Regions from separate parts of the Homo sapiens genome. Here all the other regions are linked to region 1. Evidence: read pairs that join two places in POLR2A ChIA-PET (ENCODE). Cell type or tissue: OCI-LY7. All regions are shown on one strand. Links, peaks and the distances in the headings refer to the core of each region. The heading gives the core; the rest is flanking DNA. Region 1 overlaps LINC01412 (long intergenic non-protein coding RNA 1412). Region 2 overlaps ZEB2 (zinc finger E-box binding homeobox 2). Region 3 overlaps QTMAN (queuosine-tRNA mannosyltransferase).

Evidence for each region. Peaks named below come from ENCODE experiments on the same cell type or tissue, not always from the same donor. Only the 100,000 strongest peaks of a DNase experiment are listed, where the experiment ranks them.
Region 2: POLR2A ChIA-PET joins it to region 1 with 5 read pairs; 2 of 35 experiments call an interaction of 5 or more read pairs at or near these places.
Region 3: POLR2A ChIA-PET joins it to region 1 with 5 read pairs; 2 of 35 experiments call an interaction of 5 or more read pairs at or near these places.

What each region holds. Positions count from the first base shown.
Region 1 is chr2:144,558,413-144,566,529 of GRCh38, reverse strand. It overlaps LINC01412 (long intergenic non-protein coding RNA 1412), which reads right to left. Exons shown (of 3, transcript NR_110570.1): 2 at 1-97. Among named protein-coding and RNA genes, the nearest start is that of LINC02993, 38 kb to the right of the region's middle. In OCI-LY7, for the core only: no CTCF peak of the experiment used is centred there; a DNase peak (open chromatin) is centred at 4,049; H3K4me3 peaks cover 798 bases; H3K27ac peaks cover 1,284 bases.
Region 2 is chr2:144,460,869-144,468,985 of GRCh38, reverse strand. The region is part of intron 2 of ZEB2 (zinc finger E-box binding homeobox 2); the gene reads left to right. Among named protein-coding and RNA genes, the nearest start is that of ZEB2-AS1, 55 kb to the left of the region's middle. In OCI-LY7, for the core only: no CTCF peak of the experiment used is centred there; no DNase peak of the experiment used is centred there.
Region 3 is chr2:144,304,181-144,312,297 of GRCh38, reverse strand. The region is part of intron 1 of QTMAN (queuosine-tRNA mannosyltransferase); the gene reads left to right. Among named protein-coding and RNA genes, the nearest start is that of QTMAN, 24 kb to the left of the region's middle. RefSeq lists an enhancer at 1,768-1,837. In OCI-LY7, for the core only: no CTCF peak of the experiment used is centred there; no DNase peak of the experiment used is centred there.

The DNA.
Region 1 (8,117 bases), core at 1,292-6,291:
CTATTACAGATTGAGGAATGATCCATTTCACATCTGAAGCTCCAAAGAGCTACTTGTGAGGAATCTTTGAGTGCATTTATCTCACATGTGAAGCTTTCTGCAAAATCAATATGGGTATTTTTCAGTTTGACAAGTCAACATGAAATATCACATAATAATAGAAAAACAGAGTTGTACATTTAAGCACAGCCAATACAGTTATCTGTGACAAAGCTTATAGTTATCACTCATGGATATTCTTGAGTATGTCTAATCTAAATTCATCCTGATGGCTGGGCTAGAGAGCATAGAAAGTGTAACTGACTGGTCATCATATTTCTGGCTGTTATGTCCTAATTAATCCAGGTTTTGTGGTGAGGGCAGAGAATGGGCAGGAATCATGGCCTTTGCTTCTAATGTGAGATTGATATGATAAGTGGAAGAAAGTAACCAAAGGTGAAAAAAAAAAAAGAAAGAAATAGAACAAAGGAGAGTTATTTTAAATAATTCACATTTAACTAATTGGCAAAACTGGGTGAAATGGTCACCCAAAGAATGACAACCATGTCTCATATCCCCACCACAACTGAGGCAAGTACTAGCAGAATAACTGACATATTTGTGAATAAGTGACGTATTTGTGTTGGGGTCTGATAATCTTTGGGTGAATTCCAAGTTTATTTTACCATCTGCATAAGCTTGAGGAACATGATTTCTCATCTCCAAATCTCTGTTTTTTCATTTTGAAATGGGATTAATCATAAGATTTTATCTTATACGTTTTCATGACAGTTAAACAAGATGCTGCATAAAGCATCTGGCACATAGAGAATGTTTCACTGTTGGTAATTATTGATGAAATTATTATGGTTTCATTGAACCCATTCACCACATCTCTAGGGCTCTAATCTGGTGCCACTTCTTCTGTCCCCTGGGACCTTTCTACATTGTTTGGTGTTCCCAAGTGGTAGATGACAATTCTGGTCAGAGTGTGCTCACTGAATTAGCTCTGGTCCTCATAGAGGAGTGCAGCGCTTGTCTTAAAAACAATCTTCCTCCAGCCAGGAAGGCTGTCCTCATCAACCACATGGGAGAAAACCAGATGGGAATGTGAAAAGGAAATAGAACTCAGGCGTAGAGTCCAAATCAGCTGATCAATCCAGGCAATCAGTGAGGCGAGAGATGGAGAGAAATGTCACATATGGTTTTTCTTCATATGGCAGTATGTTACAATTAATAATGGAGTTATCTCTATATACCCCATGATAGGAAAGACCTTAAAAACAAACAAAATAAACAACCCTCAGGAGAAACCCAGATCTAGTTAAATAGTTCACAACAACTATTTATTCCTCTCTGTCACATTTTTCGGTAACCTATCAACATGTAATACCCGATTATCTGTGCTTGGGCCAACTAATTTGTAGAATACTTGAAATATATTTTAAATTTTTTTAATTTAAAATTTTAATTTTAGGTTAACTCTCCCGACCACTCAGAATAAATCCAGAGTAGACAAAATATGTGAGTTCAGAGTCATAAAAATTAACTTTAAAAACAAAATAAGAAAGAACATCAGGCTAGGCGCGGTGGCTCATGTCTGTAATCCCAACACTTTAGGAGGCTGAGAAGGGTGGATCAGCTGAGATCAGCAGTTCAAGACCAGCCTGACCAACATGGTGAAACCCTGTCTCTACTAAAAATACCAAAATTATCTAGGCATGGTGGCACATGCCTGTAATCCCAGCTACTTGGAAGGCTGAGTCTGGAGAATTGCTTGAACCCGGGAGGCGGAGGTTGTAGTGAGCCAAGATTGTGTCATTGCACTCTAGCCTGGGCAACAAGAGTGAAACTCTGTCAAAAAAAAAAAAAGAAAAGAAAAGAAGAAACATCATTATAGAGCACAATAACTAAGTATAAATGACTTTGTGTTTAATTAATTCAAACAATATATATCAAGAAATTAATATATGCAATATTGTTAATTTTTTAGCTGCCCTACTGTTCTCCATTATTAAAATTAAGCTATAGTTTTCATTCCAAAAACAAATTAAAATATTTTCTTACATGCTGATATAGAATTACAAGTACAAATCAAAATAATTTCCTACTTAAAAAGGGTCATTTCTTTAAAATTTTATTTATTTGATTCGGGTTCAAAATACAAAATTTGTGTTCAAAATTTGTTCCTTTACTAAGGAAACAAATTTATAAATAATCATTAAGTTCCCAGATTGACACATAAAAACAAGTTTAATGTAAACTGTATCTGAAACACACTAATAATACCACCTCTCGAGCAACTCTAGGTTATAAGGTCTATAAATAAAGTAAACCCTGTGAAAGCTTAGGGAGTATCATTGGGCACCAAGTTTACAAACTTTGCGACATACCAGGCAAGAGATCAGATAGAAGGATGGATCAGTTAGGAGTTCAGGTGATCACCATTCTCGTCACCACCACCATGTGAACATCATCATCATTATTATACCATATTTCACCCAACATATTAGTACAGGATAGCTATTAAAATTATAATGGTAGGTAGCCAATAAGATGACATCTCATCATCTTGTATTTTTAAGTGGGTGGAAATGAAGTGCACCAGGATGTCAGAAACTTACTATATTCTCTCTGGCACATAAATCTTTTCCATGATGTTTATATTTCCCGTTCAGGACCCTGAGCATTTTTAATGTACTTTCATTTAAGCAAATAAAGGCTCTAAAATATCAGTCCACGTTTCAACATCTCCTGCTTTTAGATTTTGCCTTGTACTATGGCAAGCCAGATTCCTTAAGCACAGCTTTGAAAGGTCTAGGAAAGGAACTAGCTTGAGACCTGTTTAGCATATTCTTTAGCATTCTGGTAGTACCACAATATCAAGGCGAATATTTGCCTTAAAAAAAAATCCCAATGGAAAATAATTTTATGACTTTTCTCAATTATGTATTTGAAAGTTTATCCTCCTTCAGTATCAGGGTTTTCCACCTTATCCCATTTCTGGTTTTGATTTTAATTATAAACCTTACTACTCAAAACTATCAGTAATATCTGTCTTTCAGGTACTTCAAGTGTGCCAGTAACAAGCCTCATATAGTTCAACTAATATAAATGCTGACTATGGGCACTCGTTCCTGCCACTTGTCCATACATTTCAAGCAAGTACACACTATCCCTATGGTTTGCAATCTAAACGGTTTGCAAACCTAAATGGCCTCTGTCCTCATCATGTTGTATCACAAAACATACGCATACCTTCACTTTAAATGGAATTAAGCAGAGGCTGGGAAGGAGGAAGAAATAGGGAGTTATTGTCTAATTTTTGGAGTCTCAGCTTTGCAAAATGTAAAGGTTCTGAAGATCTTTTGCACAGCAATATGCACATACTCAACTCTACCAAACTATACACTCAAAAAATGGTTAAGATGGTAAATTTTGTATTTTGAACCACAATTTTTTAAATAAAAAAACTAAATAATGTAGTCAAACTGCTTTTAAAAAAACTCATATCCTGTTTTTTAAGTGTTAGGCAGCCAAGATCCTATGTCTCATTCCTAATTTCTTTCCTATAAAAATGTTGCCTGGGAAATTGTCTCTATAGTTTTCAGTTCCAAATGAACTAACATCTGACTTGACGTAGGATAAATTGCACATGAAAATATAGGTCAGGCCGGGCGCGGTGGCTCACGCCTGTAATCCCAGTACTTTGGCAGGCCGAGGCGGGCGGATCACAAGGTCAAGAGATTGAGACCATCCTGGCCAACATGGTGAAACCCTATCTCTACTAAAAATACAGAAATCAGCTGGGTGTGGTGGCGCTTGCCTGTAGTCCCAGCTACTCGGGAGGCTGAGGCAGGAGAATTGCTTGAACCCCAGAGGAGGAGGTGCAGTGAACAGAGATCGAGCCATTGCACTCCAGCCTGGTAACAGAGCGAGACTCCGTCTCAAAAAAAAAAAAAAAAAAAAAAAATACAGGTCAAAACTAAGTAAATTAATGAGACTCCGATTATACAATTTCACTTCTCTTCTGAAAGATTCGAAGAGTGAAGCACAAGAAAACCACCACTCCCAGGTGCTCTGCTCTAAGGCTGCAACTACCATACACTATTATCATTTAGAAACTCAAAATTTCACTGACTCTTCAGAGGACCAAGCAAAAGTTGAAGCTCATTGAGACAAAAATACTTGAGCTCAAACCAAACTAGTTTTCAGTGGTTTCTCCATTTTTGTAACAGAAGTTCCACAGAACCTTACCGCTCATTTTCTTTAGGGTTGCTGATTTTTTGTCTTTAATATTTTAACTTGATAGATTTTTTTACAGTTTTTTAAAAAGTTATATTATACAATAAAGACTTTTCAGGATTCAGGGTCATAATGCTTTTTTTTTTTAACAAGCTGATCAAATTTATATTTGTCCCACACAAAGTTAGGACACAGAAGCTTCAAAAGAAGTAGACAAAATGGGACCAGAGTAGCTTATGGAAACTAATGTCTTTATAATCCTGCTTCATATACACAGAATGAAATCAGTCAACAGCAAAAGCAGATAGTTTCCTTTTTAATGTAAGATCCCAGGGATAGAATGATAGAATAAAAGCTAACAGACATGGTACACTGATTCAAAAATTTATTACAAATTTTTTTTCTGTATTCCCACTTCACTTCAATCATTCTGTGACTTAATCATTTGTTTTTAACATTTATTCTTACAGTCTACATAGCTTATTAGATTAGGGGTAGCAGAACCTTGAGGGCTGGTGTGAATTTGAGTTTTGTAATAATACTAATAGTTTTAATAATAACAGTTACCTCTGACAACATCTCTCAGGCAATTATATCATTTCCTTAGAACAATCATGTGAGTTTAGTATCTATATCTCTCTGAGATATGAGGAAATTAAATAACTTGGCCAAAATTGCACACTAAAAAAAATGCCATGCTCTTAACCACGAAGCTTTGCTGCATCTTGATGAATTGTCATAAGTGTAGCTTCATGTCAATGTAGATTATTTTTCCACCTCATCCATTAAAAACGCTTCTTTACTTATCTTCTTGATAACTGAGCTCCCTCTCACTTTTGGGATATTCTATTGCCCAGTAGCTTCTGAATAGAAATGATATCTTGGACACAGTCACTTGTTTTGATTGACGCTATGATTGAACTAAATATGGTCATTAACCAACATGGTCATTGACTGCCAGCAGCAGCTCCCTTTGTTCCACTGCTACCTCACGGGCACCAGTGCATAACTCACTTTTATGGGGTGTGTGGTCATCAGGCAACGAGCTTACAGACCATTTACTACATATAGCAACATCCACAAAGGCATGAATTTTGAAATTTCCTTGAAGTCAAGGCTATCATCATTAGTAATTTAGGGTATTCCAGAAGACACTAATACCCACTGCAAATGCCACAACACCAGTGAAGAACATAAAGACTAGCACAATGGGCCTTTCCATTTTCCTGCCTCAGACCTTCCTTTCCCTTTCCTCACACCTTTCTATGCCCAAGTGGGTATATTTGTGCCTTTCCTAATGAATACAGAGTGGGGACGCACCCACAAGAGGTTATTGGGGCTAGTCTTAGAATCCAAGAATAGTGGAACTGGAACCCTAAAAACTCTCTAGACTATGCCATAAAATTACATATGACAAAAATGTGGTCCAAAGAGGTCCAGTGGTTTGCCCAAGGGCATAAGCCAACAAGTGAAAAAGTGGAGACTTTAAACTCCAAGTACAGTGCATTTCTACTTATAAGACTGTCTTCAACAAAAATCCAAATAATTTACTGGACACTTTACATACAGTATTTCATGTAATCCTCACAACCTTCACATAAGATAAAGATTATTACTCTTTCTACAAATGAAACAGATTAAATAATTTAGCAAAGTTCACATAGTTAGAAAGTGTCAGTAGCAAAGATCTGCTATTAACACCTTACTTTCAATGAAATGGGAAGGGAAGGGAAGGGAAGGGAAGGAAAGGAAAAGGAAGGGAAGGAGAGGGGAAGGGAGGAGAGGCGAGGAGAGGGGAGGGAAGGGGAGGGTAGGGGAGCTAATCCAGGAAGGATTATGACACTAGACAGTGAGACAGCAATGGACTGATTTTGAGATTAGAGAAGAGGAAGTTGTGAAATTAAGGCCCAGGGAATTTATTTTAAAAACTAAAATAAATATGTTACATAAACACACTGGTCTTTAACTTTATTTCTTTATAACTTCTTTTTTTTCCCAAAAGGGTTTAAGTAGTATTATTTTTTAAATGCATCCAATACAATAAAATAAAATAAACTTAAAGTAGGTAAATAAAATGAGTCCAGGAGAAAATGCAGTGATGTAAAAGAGACAAAATTCTTGCAAAGAAGCCTGATACACTTGCCAGAGGTAGGCTATAAATTTGAATCTGAGCTTTCAGACTGGCTACATGAAGAGGGAAACATGATCCATTACATGAACTGCAGCATCCCTAAAACAAAGAACAAGCCATTTGTCCAGGAGAGACATCATTATTCCTGGTTATGAGACCATAGAGAAATTTGTCCCTGTGGCCCTCCTTGAGAAGGCACAGTATAAAGCAGAGAACAGAGGCCTCAACAATATCCTCACAGCACACAGAACAACACATTGTGTAGGGCTGTTTATTGTACCGTTCATTAGTGCAGCAGCCTTGCCCTGGGGCAGAATTCAGCAATGGCACTTCTTGGAGAACAGCATGCTAGTTGTCTCCAGGAACGGGAAGGAAGAGAACTGTGTTGAATGGGAAGGATGCTGAAACAACATAGACACGGTGTGGAAGTCTCACACAAACACAACACTAAGCTAACCTCCTTAACACCTTCACTAGAACACCACCAACCCATCTCAGTTTATGAGTCATTGAGCCTCTTTCCACTTACTTTGTCCAATCCTGTTTGGATTCACTCTTCCTAATCTCCCCTAATGCCAAGGAGGAACAGATCAAAACCAGTAGCTCCTGCACCAAACCCAAATATCAAATTGACCTGAGGAAAGTGATGAAGTGGGCAAAGTAGGCAAGGTGAGGCCAGGAGAGCCACTTCAACAACAGTGTGCTCAAAGATGGTGACAGTGCAGTGTGTCAGATAGGGGCTCCACCACTCAAGCTCAGCAAAGAGCCCCAGTGACCACAAACAAACCTCTGCTACAAGACTTTACACTCGTTCACTTATTCACTCATTTACTGAGTCCATAAATACTTTAGTAAGTATTAAGGTTACATGCTGGGGATACACAGGTAGACAAGACACAAGTGGCCCTTTCCTAATGGAGCCTTTACCTGAAGATGTTCTTAATTGGGACAACTTGAGGAGGTAGAAGAGAGCTGGAGAAGTAATTAAGGATTAAGGAGATCCTGCTTTTTTTTTAAATTTTATTATTATTATTTTTGACGGAGTCTCGCTCTGTCGCCCAGGCTGGAGTGCAGTGGTGCAATCTTGGCTCACTGCAACCTCCACCTCCCTGGTTCAAGCAATTCTCCTGCCTCAGCTTCCTGAGTAGCTGGGACTACAGGTGGCCACCACCATGTCCGGCTGTTTTTGTGTTTTTAGTAGAGATGAGTTTTCACCGTGTTAGCCAGGATGGTCTCGATCTCCTGACCTCGTGATCCGTCAACCATGGCCTCCCAAAGTGCTGGGATTAGAAGCATGAGCCACCACGCCCAGCTGATCCTGCCGTTTTTTCATAAAAGGCCATAGGAAAGTTTTTCTGGAAATTGGGAGAGCAGCCCTTCTTTAGAGATTAACTAAAGACCGTGACCTTGCTCTTCATTTCAATAGTCCATGCCTTCCAGTTGCTTCGTCTATCAAGAAGGAAACTAATACCTAAAACAAACACTTCATAGTGTTTTATGACAGCAAAAATAAGAGTAAGATGTGAAAGCTACAAACATTCTAGAAGTATTATCTCCAAAAAGTGTGCACATTGATAAAATGGACCTTAAAGTTATTACACATAATAATTGTACCTGAGTGTCTGTCACAGTTAGAAACATGTTAAAAATACAAGATAATGAAATAAAAATGAGCAATTTATTCTATCTAAATACTAGACAACTATATTAATTAATAACATTTAATGTCTTGCATGGAAGGACTCACCAAATTACAAATATA
Region 2 (8,117 bases), core at 1,183-6,182, 97 kb after region 1:
AAATGTTTGTTGAGTGACTGATAGAATGAATTGAGGGATGATCAAGGTAAGTCCTCGATTTGATATATGTACAAGGAGGAACTAAGAGTTTCCCTCCCTGAACAGGTCAGAAAGGACATGCTTGAGCTGGCCTTAAAAAAACACCTGAGTGGCATGTAGCATGTGAATAATGAACAGGAATGAGCCACTGGTGGTAGAAACAGCATCCCAGAATATGCTCTGAGTTTTAGCAGCACAGCCCATTTCTGACCCCTGCATGCCTCAAAGCCACTTTAAGAATTTGGTCTTTGCCCTTCTGTCCTCACCCCCTGTTGTACTGTAATACACGCAAACATGTGTGTGCATGTACACACACATGCACACACACATGTGCTAACTCCATCGTTGGAATTCGACTGTCCACCCCTTCAAGAATCAAAGCATCTCCTAAAAAAAGGAAATGGCATGCCTGTTCCTTACTTGTATCCATAAAACTCACATTTGAGTTGTCTATCATGAGACCTCAGTTTTTTGACCAAACATTGTCCTTAAGCATCAGACACATAAGAAAAACTGGAAAGAGGAACAGGTAATATTTAAATCACCCACTATTCTTGTAATGAAAGGATTTTTCAAACATCAAGATGAAATGGTTTTATCAAATTATTAAAGTTTGCTTTTTGTGTCCAACTTAGCAACAAGTCATGGATGGGACACTCAAAACAGGCCAATTTGGGACAGTTCCAACTGTAGGAGGCCTTGTGTCATTACCTCTATAAATGGAATCGAGCTTCCCTTCTTCTGCAGCTATACATTTTCTTGCCTTTGATTTCCCACTCTGCTTTCTCTCCCGGCAGGCTCTTCCTGTCTCCTCTATCAGTTACTCTATAGGCAGATGTGCCTCTTTTTCCATTTGCCAGATCCCCCCAACCCAGATCTTCCAAACTACTCCCCTTTGAAGTCTCTATTACCGATACAATCACTTTTGTTTCCCTTCCATCCCCTCTCTCACTGCTCCAGTTTCTTCTCTCCCTAACCCCATTAGTTACATCTGCTGCCCCTACCATTCAGCCTGTGTTAAATCGTAATGCGCTTGACATAACTTCAGTTTGTCTGCTAAGTACTCAATCAGCACGCATTGCTATCTTCTGATTTGTAGGAAAGGGGGCAAGACTGAGTAAGCTGGCTCAGAATTCTCTGAGTGATTCAGCTCTGCCCAATTAGCACAACCAAAGTGGGAAATTGACAACTAATAATAATGAAAGAAATGGGTTTTAGTTGTGAATATAAATCCCACAAACTTGGTTCCTGATGCCTGTGGTAGATACTGTATGCTTCATATGGTGGTCAGATGGCTCAGAGAATGCAGAAGTGGATGAATGAAGGAGAGTGTGTCAATAATTGCAATATTTATTAGTTGACTGGGATTCTTTCCCTGGAATTCATTAATGGATTTTTTAAAGACTCTGCAAACCACCAGAAATTGTATGTAACATTTAGTATATTGATGCATTTTTTTCCTGGGCAGTGGGTCCATACGTTTAAGCAGATTCTTAAAAGGCTCTATGTCTCCCCACTATCCGCCTCCAAAAAGGTGAAGAATCATTGCTATAAGTGAAGACACCTATTTGGTCTATGTTTTCATGTGGTCTGCTTTTTTTCCCAGCCCATTTTAACATTCCACATGATTTGAGCAGTTCAGAGAGTAGAAACGTAGGGTTTTAAAGGCAAAATTTACCTTCTTTAAGAGGAAAAATGTTTAAACCACCTACCAGGTTATACAATTCACATTTTAAAAATTATTTTAGTTTTACCACAATTCAAAGACAGGCCTTTTTTTTTTTATTTAACAATGGGTATAATCACACATCTGAACATAAGAATTAGTTTTATGCAGTTCCATAGAAAACCAAAATCTTGAGGAACACTTTCAAAACAACCAGAGAAAAATAAACCATTCCTTATGTCAGTCTTGTTAGGGAGGGATTAAGAAACTGGCAATTATTTTGGCGACCTTAATTGTTGCGCGGCAGGAAAATATGTAATTAGAGCACGTTCCCAGGCCTGCACACCTGCAGCACATCCTACAGCATAATGTCAGCTTTCAGTGCCTGTCGGTGCCAGGTTCTAGCACAACCAGTCACAGTGACGCTCTGAGAACATTTCGGACTCATGTAATGTGGCTTCTGTGTATGAAAGAAGCAGGCATTTACACTACCACACAATGGAGTGCATTGCTGCAACACTGGTTTCATTATTTTCTGACGCCTACCTTCAGCACTGCCCTGGTTTACTCCGTTTGAGGTTTTATTGTTACGGTATAATAGTCCTGTACATTTTTGAAATTCCCTTATTATTCAGCTTATTAATACAGTACTGACTTGATTATCAGGCTGCAGTTGCACAGCGGAAGATTCAGTGCATTAGCTAAGTCAGAAGCTGAGTAAATTCTTGGTATAATGAGAACAATTGTTTGACATTTTTTTATGTAGAAAGATGGGCCATGGTAGTTCTCTATATAGTTGCATTTTGGAATTCACTCTATATTCCCTATATGTTGTTGAGTATTCGTTTTTCATATAAAGAAAGCTTAAAATGTGTTCTCACTAATTTGAAAAGTGTTTCAGGGTATGGGAGGACTCCATCATGATTCTCATTAGCTTTTTTCTTCTTTTTCTTTTATTGGCTTTTCTCAACAAAAAGAAACTCTGACGTTAGAAAAAGTAGTGAAAATGAAGAAACAGTATGCACGATGCCTATTTTTCAGATAATTCCATAATCTGGCATAGTGATAGTTAACAGACTTTTCCCCCCTAAGGGAGATACACTGTATTTTGCTATCTGACATGTTGTCATATATAAAGAAATCAATTGGTAATTAAATGATGCACCTTGTGAAGATGACAAAAGGCATTTGGTTGCGAAAAGAGAACTGGGTTTTGAGGGGTTTGTAGTGAAGGCCTAATGACTATTCATAAGAGATTTTCAGTCCGTTGATCCACTTGACTGGAAAGTTCTGCCCTGGAGAGTTAGTGCTGTCAGTTTCTCTCACCTCAGAAAGCCGCCGCAATCGACGGTGTAGAGGATGAGCGAGAAATTATCTAGTAGTTGCTCTAGGCCTGTCTTAGGTCACGTGCAGAAGGCACATCTGGCTTCCTGTAGGTACAACCTCAGGACATAAACTTTGACTAATTTTTAAACTATAAATATGTACGAGTGACACTGAATAAGTTACCTTTTATTCATATTTCCTTTATTTTAGAATGCATGCAAGTTGTGTAGTAAGCTGCCATTTTGGCCTTATTTTTCTTCCAATTTTAACTGTTACACACTTGCTTGTTAAGCTAAGAGTGACTGTTTATGAAAGTTGTCAAGGACCAAATGATAACAGTCTCCTTATGTGAAATCCAACAACTCTGTGTTTGCTGAGAATATGCCAAAGTTGCCCTGCAGGAAGCTCACCTGAAACAAATACAGAGTATATGATTGGATAGCGCTCTTGGGGGGTGTTTATTGCCCTATTTGGCAAAAGGCAGTAAGATATCAAAATGTACATACATAGGACTGGATACAAGGCTGCCACCACATCAAGATCTCTAGAATTGCAGAACATTGTTGCTCCAGTGTCTTCATAAACACAATCACAAAAACTACGATGAAAATTCATGCATTCAAAACAGACCAGTTACTGTCCACCATGGACCAGGCACCATCCTAGCTTTGGAGGAGACAAACATGAGGGAAGTAAAATCTCAGTGCTCATAGTTTACTGAGGAACAGACAAATAAGAAAACAGTTACACTACAACATATAAAGAGTTATGATTGAGTTGTATAATAGCACAGAGTTTAGAATCCAGGAAAGGGTTTTCTGAGAACTGTTGGGGTCTACAAACGGGGTAAAGATTTCTTATACGAGCTACTCTTTCCATTGCCAAAGCCAAATTAGCTGGCGGAAAGGTGAGTTGGACAAGTGAGGTGTTTCTGTTGCATGTGGAATCTCAACAGAACAGTAGTGGCCAGCAATTTCTGTACATATTTACTCTTGGAAAGTGCTTCTCCATGTTATCTTATCAAGAAGCTCACCTAATCAAAGGTAAACACATTTATCGCCTCATTAAGGCTTGTTTTATGGCCACTTCGATGTCATGTTTGAGGTAGAAGTACCTGTCACAGTCTTTGTCTGGAATGTATGTAAAAGGGATTTCATGGACACTGCAGAGGTTTTAATCTTTCAATATCAAAATAATTTAATGCATAATATGTATTTGAGAAGATGTCACTGGTGATTCCTACTTGTGTACTGTGTGTACTGAGTTTTGCTGACACATTTGCTAGAGCTGTCAAGGTGGACCAAATGAATGGACAGATGCCAAAAAAACAATTATGCTTATTAATGTACATTGATTGCTTGTTTAGGTTATAAAACAAATTAAAAAAAACCATTAGTATTTAAACCCTTTTATAGCTGAGCTAATGATTGCTTGTAATATAGTGTCTGGTAAAGAATATTCTATAATACCTGTAAAGCCCAGCTATGTTATCTAATTAGTAGACTTTGATTTAAGTGGCTGTAATTATGGAATTGAATAGTTGCCTTTCTAAATAACCAAATGGTAGATTTAAATATATAAAGATGTTGACTTGATTATTTAATATTTGTAGCAAAGACAAACCACCTAAATAGAGAGATTAATTCCACATCAGTGCAACATTAAAAGGGAGAGAGGATGCCAAGAATCCCATTAATTTGGGATATAAGTGTCTGAAATTTCCTCAAAACATTTACGCCAAGGAATACCAACAAGACAATATCAAGCAGCTCTCCCTAAGGATAGAGAGGTAAGGCAAACATGATTTTAAACTGCACAATATCACACAGTAAAATTAAGGACAATGTGTTCCACCAGATGCTAAACACAGCCATTTATCGAGCTACAAGGTTCTAGACTAAGTAAGTGTTTTGTATACATATTAGCTCCATATTACCTCCATGACCTCTTTCCCCATGAAGCCTTCCCTGAGCCTCAGTATCCACTCTTTCCTGTACCATGAATCCATTTTTCTTTTACTTTTTCTTTTCTTTCTTTCTTTTCTCTCTCTCTCGCTTGCTCTTTCTTTCTTTCTCTCTCTGTCTTTCTTTTTTTGTTTTTTGTTTTTTGTTTTTTGTTTTTTGAGACAGGGTCTCACTCTGGCACCCAGGCTGGAGTGCAGTGGCACAATCATGGTTCACTGCAGCCTTGACCTCACAGGCTCAAACCATCCTCCTGCATTAGCCTCCCAAGTAGCTTGGACCACAGGCATGCACCACCATGCCCAGATAATTTTTTTTTTTATTTTTTGTAGAGACGGGGTCTCACTATGTCACCCAAACTGGTCTTGAATTCCTGGGCTCAAGTGATTCTCCCACCTCAGCCTCCCAAAGTGCTGGGATTACAAGTGTGAGCCACTGCACCCAGCCCATGTTTTCAATAAAGATGGTGCTATTTGAAACTATGGCATGTCACGTGTATATTATTTTATTTCACCATGTGTTTAAATGAGATAACCAGGTGCCAAGAAAGCTTCAATATTTGCTTAAATAGCCAATGTGACGGAGAATAGGTAACCTCTTTTCTTTTTTTTTCTTATGATTTGCTTTGGCTATTAGTTTTGAAACATACATGTTATATTCCCAATTAGATCTCGTTACATCCTTCACAGGCTGTCCAAAAATTTCCATACTTCTAACAAGAACTTCGGTTGACTGAGTTTATATTATATAGTTTTTCTGTCCTTTGCCCTATTTCTTTCAAGGCCTTTGAGTCAGAAGCATTCAGCACCACGGCGTACGATAGCCACCATTTGCTTTGCCCTTTTAACTTTGGGGGTTACTTCTGACCATAGTCCAACTGCTCAGAAGGGCTTTTTCACAAATTGTTTACCGTGGCAGTTGCTACCCTATTGGGGTTTGCATTCAGAACCCATAAGCAGAGAGCAATGGTGTCAGTATAACAAATAATGTGTACAATTTTTTAAAATGCTGAATTTACCAAATCCCCATATTATGTTTTCACACTGCTCTTTCAGAAACTGTGCTAATACAATACTCCTATAAACTGATCTTGGTCCTGGCAGGCCCTGTTGGAACTAATGGGGCCTGACAGTTCTTCAGTTAAAAATTATACATGAGGGCCACTTTCCCTTAAATTATCTATTGTATGCCAGCTGTTCACAACTGCACTGCTTCACTTTCTTTGCAGTGCTAGAAATGTCTAATTTTCTCATAATATCCATAGCAACTATTCTCATGGAGGGCATTGAAGTTAGTAAGACTTCAAACACACCTTCACAGAAATCATGCTAGAGTTGCAGTTTCCATTTTCTTTAATTTTTTGGTTCTGAAAAATGTTTAGATGGCTCATTTTGCCGGTTTCATGCCATAGCACTTGAGTTATATCATAATTTCTCATTTGCTGCACAACTTTATTCTATTTTTATGCTCCTAAATGACGCAGCTCTAAGTACCCGTGAGTGGCACTTCCGTGCTGTGAGTGCTATCAAAGGCAACCTCAGATGGATAAAACTCCTGGTTTTTTGTTTTCTTTTGTTTTTTGTTTTGTTTTTGTTTTGTTTTTGCTGGGGAGGGGAGAAGCGGAGTCATCACCAAGGGCCTTCTTTTGTTTTTCAGGCATGTTAAAACTGTATAACCAACAGAACCATTTAAAAGGAAGAAAAACATCACCCAAGTTCCGTGTCTGAATGAAGGCTGTCTTCTCAAATGCTCCTCATTACTCCAGAGCAGTTATATTTGGATTATAATTAAAACGAGGCTTCTTTTTTTTCTTTTATTCTTCTTTTTTCCCAGAATGCCTCAAGTGAAGTATTCCTCCCAAAGTTATTGCACCTCTTTACTAACAAGTGCTGGGATTTTAATAAGCCTGTCCCCCCTCCTTACCCTGTACAGAGGAAAGGATGGCAAAGAGTGGCTGTGGTACAAAGGTTACATATTCAGTGATATTTTCTGCTTTTATTGGTAAAAATGGGGAGGTGGGTGGAGGATTTCCTTTAATTATGAAATAAGTGTGATGTTAGTAGTTATTTCTGTAACCTGGTGAAAATGCTGCATATTTCAGGCCTAATTTTTAGCATATGTTACCACGTGTGTAATAAAACGGTGATCTGCGCTCTCCGAATCTTTTGGCTGTTAAGGAGCACTCTGATTATAACTAGTTGCTGTAGAAACCTGGTCATCCAGATGCTTATCAAGAATGCATTATTATTTTTTAAACCTTGGTGGAGAAGCCACAGACTGCAGCAGTTGGACAAGGTCACATATCGATGGAAGTGACATGTCTTTCCTCTTTCCATTGTGTGATCGTCCAGGGCCTGGGGGCATTAATATGCAACGGTTCTGTTTTTCTTTCAGAAGGACTTGTAAACTCTTTAAACAGAGGCACACAGTTGCAATTGTTGCGGTACTGAGTGGGTGTATAGAAGCTAGGGCTGCAGCCTTGTCCAGTTGCAGATAGAATAAAACTGACAATGATGCAATGGGCCTGGCATGTAGACAACTCTGTGGGATGGATGAATGGTGCGGCTCTCGCTGTCCCTCCGGTGGTGGTAGGCCCTGTAATAGCTAGCGTAGGAAGGGTGGTGAAAATTGATATGCACTATTACTACACGTATAAAACTTAACACTGGGGCCATTGCACAGGTGGGGGGTTCCTGTTTATTGATTTTTATGAGTTTGTTAGAACATGCGCTTAATGCTTTTATACTCCGGGAGCTCTGGGAGGGCTCACCTTAGGTAATAAACCTTTCCGTACTTTGCAATCGCTCACAATTTACATGGGGACTCACATTATCCAGTACAAAGCCCAGCATTCCCCTTCTACTTGGTTTTAGGAGTGTGATAAAAAAAAAAAAGAAAAAGAAAAGAAAATAACTATAGCACTTACTTTGAATTTTTTGAAAACCTGTCCACTCCCGCTATGAAAATGGCCCCTAATTCTAATTACTCATATTTCCAAGAAAAATTAGTCACACAAACTTATGTTATGTGTTGTCTCAGAGGTTGAAAGCAAATCAGGTTTCCAATAAGACAGTACATCAAACAAAGTAGCATGTTCTTGATGCCGATGACTTTTTTTTAGAATT
Region 3 (8,117 bases), core at 1,121-6,120, 250 kb after region 1:
TAATTCCAGCACTTTGGGAGGCTGAGGCAGGAGGATCACTTGAGCCCAGGAGTCTATGGCCAGCCTGGGCAACATAGTGAGACTCTTGTCTTTATTCAAAAAAAAAAAAAAAAAAAGAATGTAACTCCCACAATAGGGGACTATGAAAGATGGAAGGGTCACCTTTTTGCTTGCTGTAACTGATGACCCCTCTGCTGTGAAGTCACTTGAGAGTGACTGAGAAATAATGGAATTTATCTGGGGTTTTGAGAGATGGGGAAGTGAGATCCAGAGAAATATGTTTGAAAGCATATATTCCATTGAGTTCAGTTCACTTGACCAGTTTTTTAGTTCAATAGGATTTTTGTTCAGTTGAATAAACCTTTAGTAAGTGCTTAAACAGAATATGTAAGGTACTGTTCTAGGCATTTCATGAAAGGCAAAGATGGCTGTGGTGTTTTCTGTCCTCAGGGAGCTTCTGCTTTAGTGTAAATAGCTGAAGTTAATTCATGGCAGAATGACATAGGTACTTTAAATGTGTAAGTGGCAGTACTATGGGAATTTGGAAAGAACAGTGAATACCACTGGGGTTCAGAGGAGTCTGTGGAGGAGGCCAACTTTGGGCTGGATCTTGAAAGAACAAAAGGATATCAAGTAGGAAGAGAGGCATTCTGGCATGAGGGAATAAACAAAGCCATGGAAATGGGTGACTGAGAAGTAATTCTCATTCACACTGGAAAATGATAATTTTACTTTTTAAATAATGCTTTCAACCATCAATTAAGCTTGCTTGCCCATGTTATAATTCCAGTTGAATCTTGGTATTTTTATGTCATCTTTGCAGTTCTCTAGTGATGCGCAATGTGTCTTCCTTTATGAGCTATAGCGTGCATTATCAAGTTGGAAACGTTACTCACTTTAGTACCTGGATGGTTATAAGCATCAAAACCAAACTTCTAAGTCTAATCACAAAGCCTATTACTTTCCCTGATTTAAAACAGTAAAATGTAGAGAAGATGATGATTTTTACATATCCTAAGAAGCACTTGGCAGAGCAATTAGTTTCATAACAAGTGATTGTTTTTTAAAGCTCTCTCTAGAATAAGAATGAGTATCTTGATGCTAGTGTCACTTTTAAATAGCTATGGCTCCAGGAATGTGTCTGTTCATGTTATTATCTTAAATACACACCTTATCTATCCATATTGCTATACTTCAGATGTGAAAGTGAAAATAAAGGTGTGAAGTGCCTAGCAGACTTGTATGGATTTATGTAAATCAGAAAACACACAAACAATCCATTAGTCTCAGTGCTGAAGCCCTGATATATTAAAATCAAATATGGATTATTTCCTAAAAATTTCACGTACACACATACCATCATATCCAGTGATTTACTTGCCAAAAAAAAAATCTTTATTTCTTTGAACTCTAGACACATATCCAGCTGTCTTATGACATCTCCATATGGATATTTAAAGGAATATAAATCTTCAAATACTTAAAACTGAGCTGATCTTTTTACCCAAACTTGTTTCATCTTTAATCTTCGCCATCTAAGTCCATTGGTGTTACTCAAACCAAAAACGTTGGAGTCATCCCTGACTCTTCTTTTTCTTTCACATTCACAGTTTGTCTCAGTAGTTCATGTTAACTCTACCATGAAAATATATTTAGAATTTGAATCTTATCACCTTTCACTCCCTCTACTACTACCTGGCCAAAGCCACTGTCATTTCTTACTTGGATTATTTTAGTAGCCTCTTGACTGGTCTCTCAGCTTTTTCTCACAACCTGAAACCCAGCACATCAGTCTGGTCTCAATGCAGTATCCAGAATATTTAGGTTAAAACAAGTTAAATCCTGTCGTTCTTCAAAGCTTCATTTGTTTTCTTTCTCACTTAATGTAAAAGGTAAAGTCTTTGTAGTAGCTTATAAGGCTGTATATGATATTGCCCCCTTTGCAACCTCTTTTTTGGACTCTCTACCTAACCTTCATTCATACCTCAGTTTTTGACTCCATTTACTACCCCCCATTCCTGTTTGACACCATATTGTTTCTGGAATAGCTGGCCTTGGGGCTTTTGCGCTTGCTGTTCCCTCTGCCTGTAATGTTCATCCCCCAGGTGACTGCTTAACTTATTCCCTAATCTTTCTTGGGTCTTGAGATGTTGCATCTCTAGTGAGACCTTCTTTGGCCATCTTATTTAAAATGTCCCTCTCCCTGCAACTACTTTATGTTTCTCATTTGCTCTTTGCCAGATGAACTTACGTATATTTTGCTTTACTTTTTATGACCTTTTTCTTTCAGAATGAAAGCTTGATGAGTGCAAAGTATTTTATGTTTTGTTTACTCCTGTGCCATCAGACTTGGAGTCGTTTCTGGCACACAGTTGGCACTTAATGCATAATTGATTGAATGATAAAAGACAATGAAAGATTTATTACCTAGGGGTTAAACCTGTAGTTAGGTTGATTTGTCTTTTATTGTATCTTTGGGGAATGATGCTATTTCCAAATGGCTGAATGTTACTTCTTTTTAATTAAATCATATTTATTGGTATAATTTGCATATAGTAAAATGTGCTTATTTTAAATGTACAAGTTAATGTTTTGACAGATTTACACATTGATGTAACTACTACTACAATCAAGGTACAGAACATCTCCATCACTTCAAAAGTTTCCTTGTGTCTGTTTGTAGTCACTCCTCCCTCATTCTCATCTCCAGGCAACTAATGATCTGATTTTTGTCACTGTGAATTCGTTTTGCCTGCTCCAGAGTTTCAAATAAATAGAATTATACATTATATACTCTTTAGAGCATGATGTTTTTGAGGCTTATTATGTTATTGTATGTGTCATTAGTTTGTTCCTTTCAGTAAAGAATAGTGTTCTATTGTATAAATGTGCTCACAATTTGCTTATCCATGTATCTGTTCATGAACATTTGGGGCGTTTACAGGTTTTTTTGCCTATAGTGAATGACACTACCATGAGCATTCAAGGTGCGAGCCTTTGTGGAAATAGGCTTTAATTTTTCTGGGTTGATTACTCAATAGTAAAATTACTGTTTTATATGGTAAGTTTATGCTTAACTTTGTAAGAAATTGCTTTGAAGAACTATTTTCTTCAGTGATTGTATCATACTCACTAGCAATATATGAAAAAATTCTAGTTGCTCCACATTCTGGCCAGCACTTGGTATAATTCTTTTAAATTCAGACACTCTATTGGGTGTATACTGGTATCTCTTTGTGGTTTTAATTTGCATTTTTCTGATTACCAGTGATGTTGATATTTTCATTTATTCATTGGCCATTTATATAACTTCTTTTGTGAAATAGCTGATGAAATCTTTTGTCCATTAAAAAACGTTGGATTGTTTCTTGTCATTCAGTTACAATAGTTCTTTATATCTTTGTATATCTAGATACAAGTTCTTGTTAGATGTTTTCTCTTGGTCTGTAGAGTAAGTGTAGTTTATCAACATTTTCTTTGGTGGTCTGTGCTTTCTTTCTTTCTTTTTTTTTGGTAATATCTAAGAAATTGTTGTTGTTGTTTTTTTGAAATGAAGTCTCGCTCTGTTGCCCAGTCAGGACTGGGATTACAGGCGTGAGCCACCGCGTCCGGCAAATGTCTAAGAAATCTTTGATTAATACCAGGTTGTAAAAGATTTTCTGTGTTTTCTCCCAAGAGTTTTACAGTTTTGGCTTTTACATTAGGTCTCTGATTTGTTTTGAGTTAATTTTTATATATAGTGTGCGGTAAGGATCAAGGTTTGTTCTCTTCTATATCCACCTGTTCTTTTCCTTTGAATTACCTTGAAATTTTGTTAAAAATCAACTAATCATGGCCAGGCATGGTGGCTCACGCCTGTAATCCCAGCACTTTGGGAGGCTGAGGTGGGTGGATCACAAGGTCAGGAGTTAAGACCAACCTGGCTAACATAGTGAAACCCCGTCTGTACTAAAAATACAAAAAATTAGCCTGCTGTGGTGGCGGGCACCTGTAATCCCAGCTACTCGGGAGGCTGAGGCAGGAGAATCGCTTGAACCTGGGAGGCAGAGGCTGTGGTGAGCTGAGATTGTGCCACTGCACTCCAGCCCAGGTGACAGTGCGAGACTCTGTCTCAAAAAAAAAAAAAAAAAAAAAACAACCAATCATATATGTGTGGGTTTTTTCCTGGGTGCTGTTATATTGATCTATATGTCTATCATGCCAACATAACACTGTTTGTTCAGTAGTAAGTCTTGAAATCACATGGTTTAAGTTCTTTTTGTTCTTTTTTGAAATTGTTTTCACTATTCTAAGTCTTTTCTATTTCCATATCAATTAGAGAATCGGCTTGTACATTTCTACAAAATACTTCTGGGAATTTTAATTTCCATTGTGTGAATTCAGTGGATTGGTTGGGGAGCATTAACATCTAAATGATTGAATTATTCTAAACCATGAATATAGTATACCTCAATTTAGTTATTCTTTCATTTCTCTGAGTAATGTTTTGTAGTTTTCAGTGTGCTAATCTCTTGTGTCTTTTATTAAATTTGTCCTAGGTGAATAGGACGTGAATTATATTTCTGAATGCCATTGAAAATGCTATTTAAAAAATTTACAGTTTGTCATTGTTTCTATACAGAACTAGAATTGATTTTTACATATTGAACCTTGATAATGTAATCATTAATGCTTTTGACTTTTTTTGTGTGAATTCCTCAGGATGCTCTCTATATATGATCTTGTTAATCACAAATAAAGACAGTTACTCCTATCCAATATTAGTGTCTGTTACTTCTCTTTTTCTACAGCACAGATGAGGACAGTGTTAAAGCACAGAGTAGGACACTGTTTACATTGCACAGACTAGTGCAGTGTTAAATAGAAGCGGTGAGAGTGAACATCCTTGCCTTGTTTCTAATCCCAGGGAGGAAGCATTCAGACTTTCACTGTTACGTGTGATATTAGCTCTAAGTTTTTTGCAGATGTACCATATCAGGTAGAGCAAGTTCCCTTTTATTTTAAGTATACTGAAAGCTTTTATTATATTGCATGTGAATGTTGAATGTTTTCATATTTTTTTTTGCCATCTATAGGGTGAATCATTTGTATTTTCTTTTTTTTTTTTTTAATTGTTTTTTTTTTTTTTTTTTTTTTTTAAGACGGAGTCTCGCTCTGTCACCAGGCTGGAGTGCAGTGGCACGATCTCGGCTCACTGCAATCTCTGCCTTCCGGGTTCAAGTGATTCCCCTGCCTCAGCCTCCCCAGTAGCTGGGACTACAGGCGTGCACCACCACGCCCAGCTAATTTTTGTGTTTTTAGTAGAGACGGGGGTTTCACCATGTTGGTCAGGCTGGTCTCGAACTCCTGACCTGGTGATCCACCCGCCTCAGCCTCCCAAAGTGCTGGGATTACAGGCCTGAGCCACCGCGCCCAGCCATTTGTATTTTCTTTTAACACTTGTTAATATGGTGAATTGAATTGATTAGATTTTGAATCTTAAACCTGTCTTTGCATTTTTATGATAAACTCCATTTTTTCATGGAGTTTTATGTTATCTATGGAGGATATATTCTTTTACTATGCAAAATTTGATTTGCTTAATTGCGTTGTTGATTTGTGGATGTGTGTTTATGAGACCTATTAGCTTTTTTTTTCTGGGGGGCTCTTATGGACTGTGTGTGTTCCCTCAAAATTTTTAGGTTGACGTGCTAACTCACAATGGTATTCAGAACTGAGGCCTTTGAGAAGTAATTAAGTTTAGGTGAGGTCATGAGGGTGGGGCCCTCTTAGAAGAAGAAGGAAAAACTAGAGTTCACTCTTTCTCTTTGATGGGAGTACAGTGAGAAGGCAGCCATCTACAAGTGAGGAAGAAGGCCCTCACCAGCTAACTGAATAGGCTGGCATTTCGATCATCCCAGCCTCCAGAACTGTGAGAAATAAATTCCTGTTATTTGAGCCACCCAGTCTATATCGTATTTTGTTATAGAAACCTGAGCTGACTAACCCGGGAGTAGGGTTGTAATGTCTTTGTCAGATTTTGGTATAAAGGTCATGATTGTTTCAGTAGATGCAGAAAAAGCATTTGACAAAATCTGACACTTTTTTTAGTGATAAAATACTCTAAGAATAAAAAGGAAATTTCCTCAACATGGGAAAGGGCATCTATGTAAAAACCACAGCCAACATCTTAATGGTGAAAGAGGAACAGAGCAAGAATGTTGCTTTCACTATTCAGTTTTGTATTGGACATTCTAGCCAAGACAATTTGTCGAGAAAAAGAAATAAAGGCATCCAGATGGGAAAGAAGTAAAACTATCTCTATTTGTAGATGACATGATCTTCTATATAGAAAATCCTAAGGAATCACCAAAATGTATTAGAATTCATAAATGAGATCAACAAGCTTGCAAGGTATAATAGCAATATACAGAAATCAATTGTATTTCTATACATTAGCAGTGAACAAAAATGAAATTAAGAATTCCATTTATAATTGCATCTAGAAATTAAGAAAATAAGCGGTAAAAAAATGGTACTCTGAAACCTACCAAAAATTATTGAAAGAAATTAAAGAATTAGACATCCCATGTTCATGGATCTAGATGACTTAATATTGTTAAGATGTCAGTATTATCCCAAATGATCTACAGATTCAAGGCAATCTCAGCTGCCATTTTTCTTCTTCAGAAAAGGCAAAGCTGATCCTAAAAGTTACATGGAAATTCAGGGTAGTCAGAATTTTTAAAACAGCTTTGAAAAAGAACAACAAAAGTGAAGGAGTCACAGTTCTTGATTTCAAAACTTAATACAAAGCTACAGTACCCAAAACAGGGCGATACTGGTATAATGATAGACATATAGGTCACTGGAATATAATTGAAAGCCCAGAATTAAACCCTGACTTTTATGTTCAATTGATTTTTAAAGGGTGTCATGACAATTTAATAAAGAAAGAATAGTCTTTTCAACAGATGGTGCTGGGATAACTGTGTATCCACTAGCAAAAGAATAAAGTTGGACCCCTTTCATGTACTATATATTAAAATATTAATGCCAAATGGATTATGGACCCAAATGAAAGAACTAAAACTATAAACTCTTAAAAGAAAACATAAGAGTAAGTCTACTTGTTCTTGGGTTAGTCAAAGCCTTTTTACAAGACACCAAAAGCACAAGTGACAGTAGAAAAAATAAATATGTTGGACTTCATCAAAATTAAAAACTTTATACTTTAAAAGACACTATCAAAAATAAAGTGAAAAAAACCAACACACAACATGCAAGAACATATTTGTCAGTTATATTTGTGATAAGGGACTTGTATCCACAATATATAAAGAACTGTTACAATTCAATAATCAAGACAATTCAAAAATATGAAAAGTATCTGAATAGAAATTTTCCAACAGACAGTAGGCATATGCATAGATGCTCTCAGTGTCATTTACTGTTGTGAAATGCAAGTCAAATCAGAATTTCTCATCTGCGTCTTTGTATTTTAAATTATAAATAAAGTTTATATTTACCTCTGGAAGTTCTACTTTTTAAAATAGCTTTTATTTATTATTATGTTACATTTAGAAATAAATTCTTCTGTAATCCCAGCACTTTGGGAGGCTGAGGTGGGAGGCCTACTTGAGGCCAGGAGTACAAGACCAGCCTGGCGAATATAGTGAGATCCTGTTTCTATTAAAATAATTATTAAATACATTGTCAAGTACTGTTTTAGTATATTCATTGTTTAGTGTACTTGCTATCCTGGTATGTTTGTTCCATCATATCTGTTATTTCTGGATCTATTTTTTATTGACTGATTTTTGTCTTAGTTATGAGTCACATTTTTCTTCTTTGTATGTCTGGTAATTTTTGGTTTGCTGATGGGGATTGTAAATGTTGCATTATTGAATGTCTTGATTTTACTGTCTTTTAAAAAAGAGTTTCAGTTTTAGCAGGCAGTTTACGTTCTTTGTGAATCAGCTTGATCTTTTTGGGGCTAGTTTTGTTTGTTAGGATTGTTTTGAGTATCCTTTACTATAGAGGAGGTAAATTAATAGAGGAGGTAAACTATACAGAGGTAAATTAATCTTATTTCTAAGGTGTGATTCTTCTTTATCCTCTGCTGAATGCTGTGCATG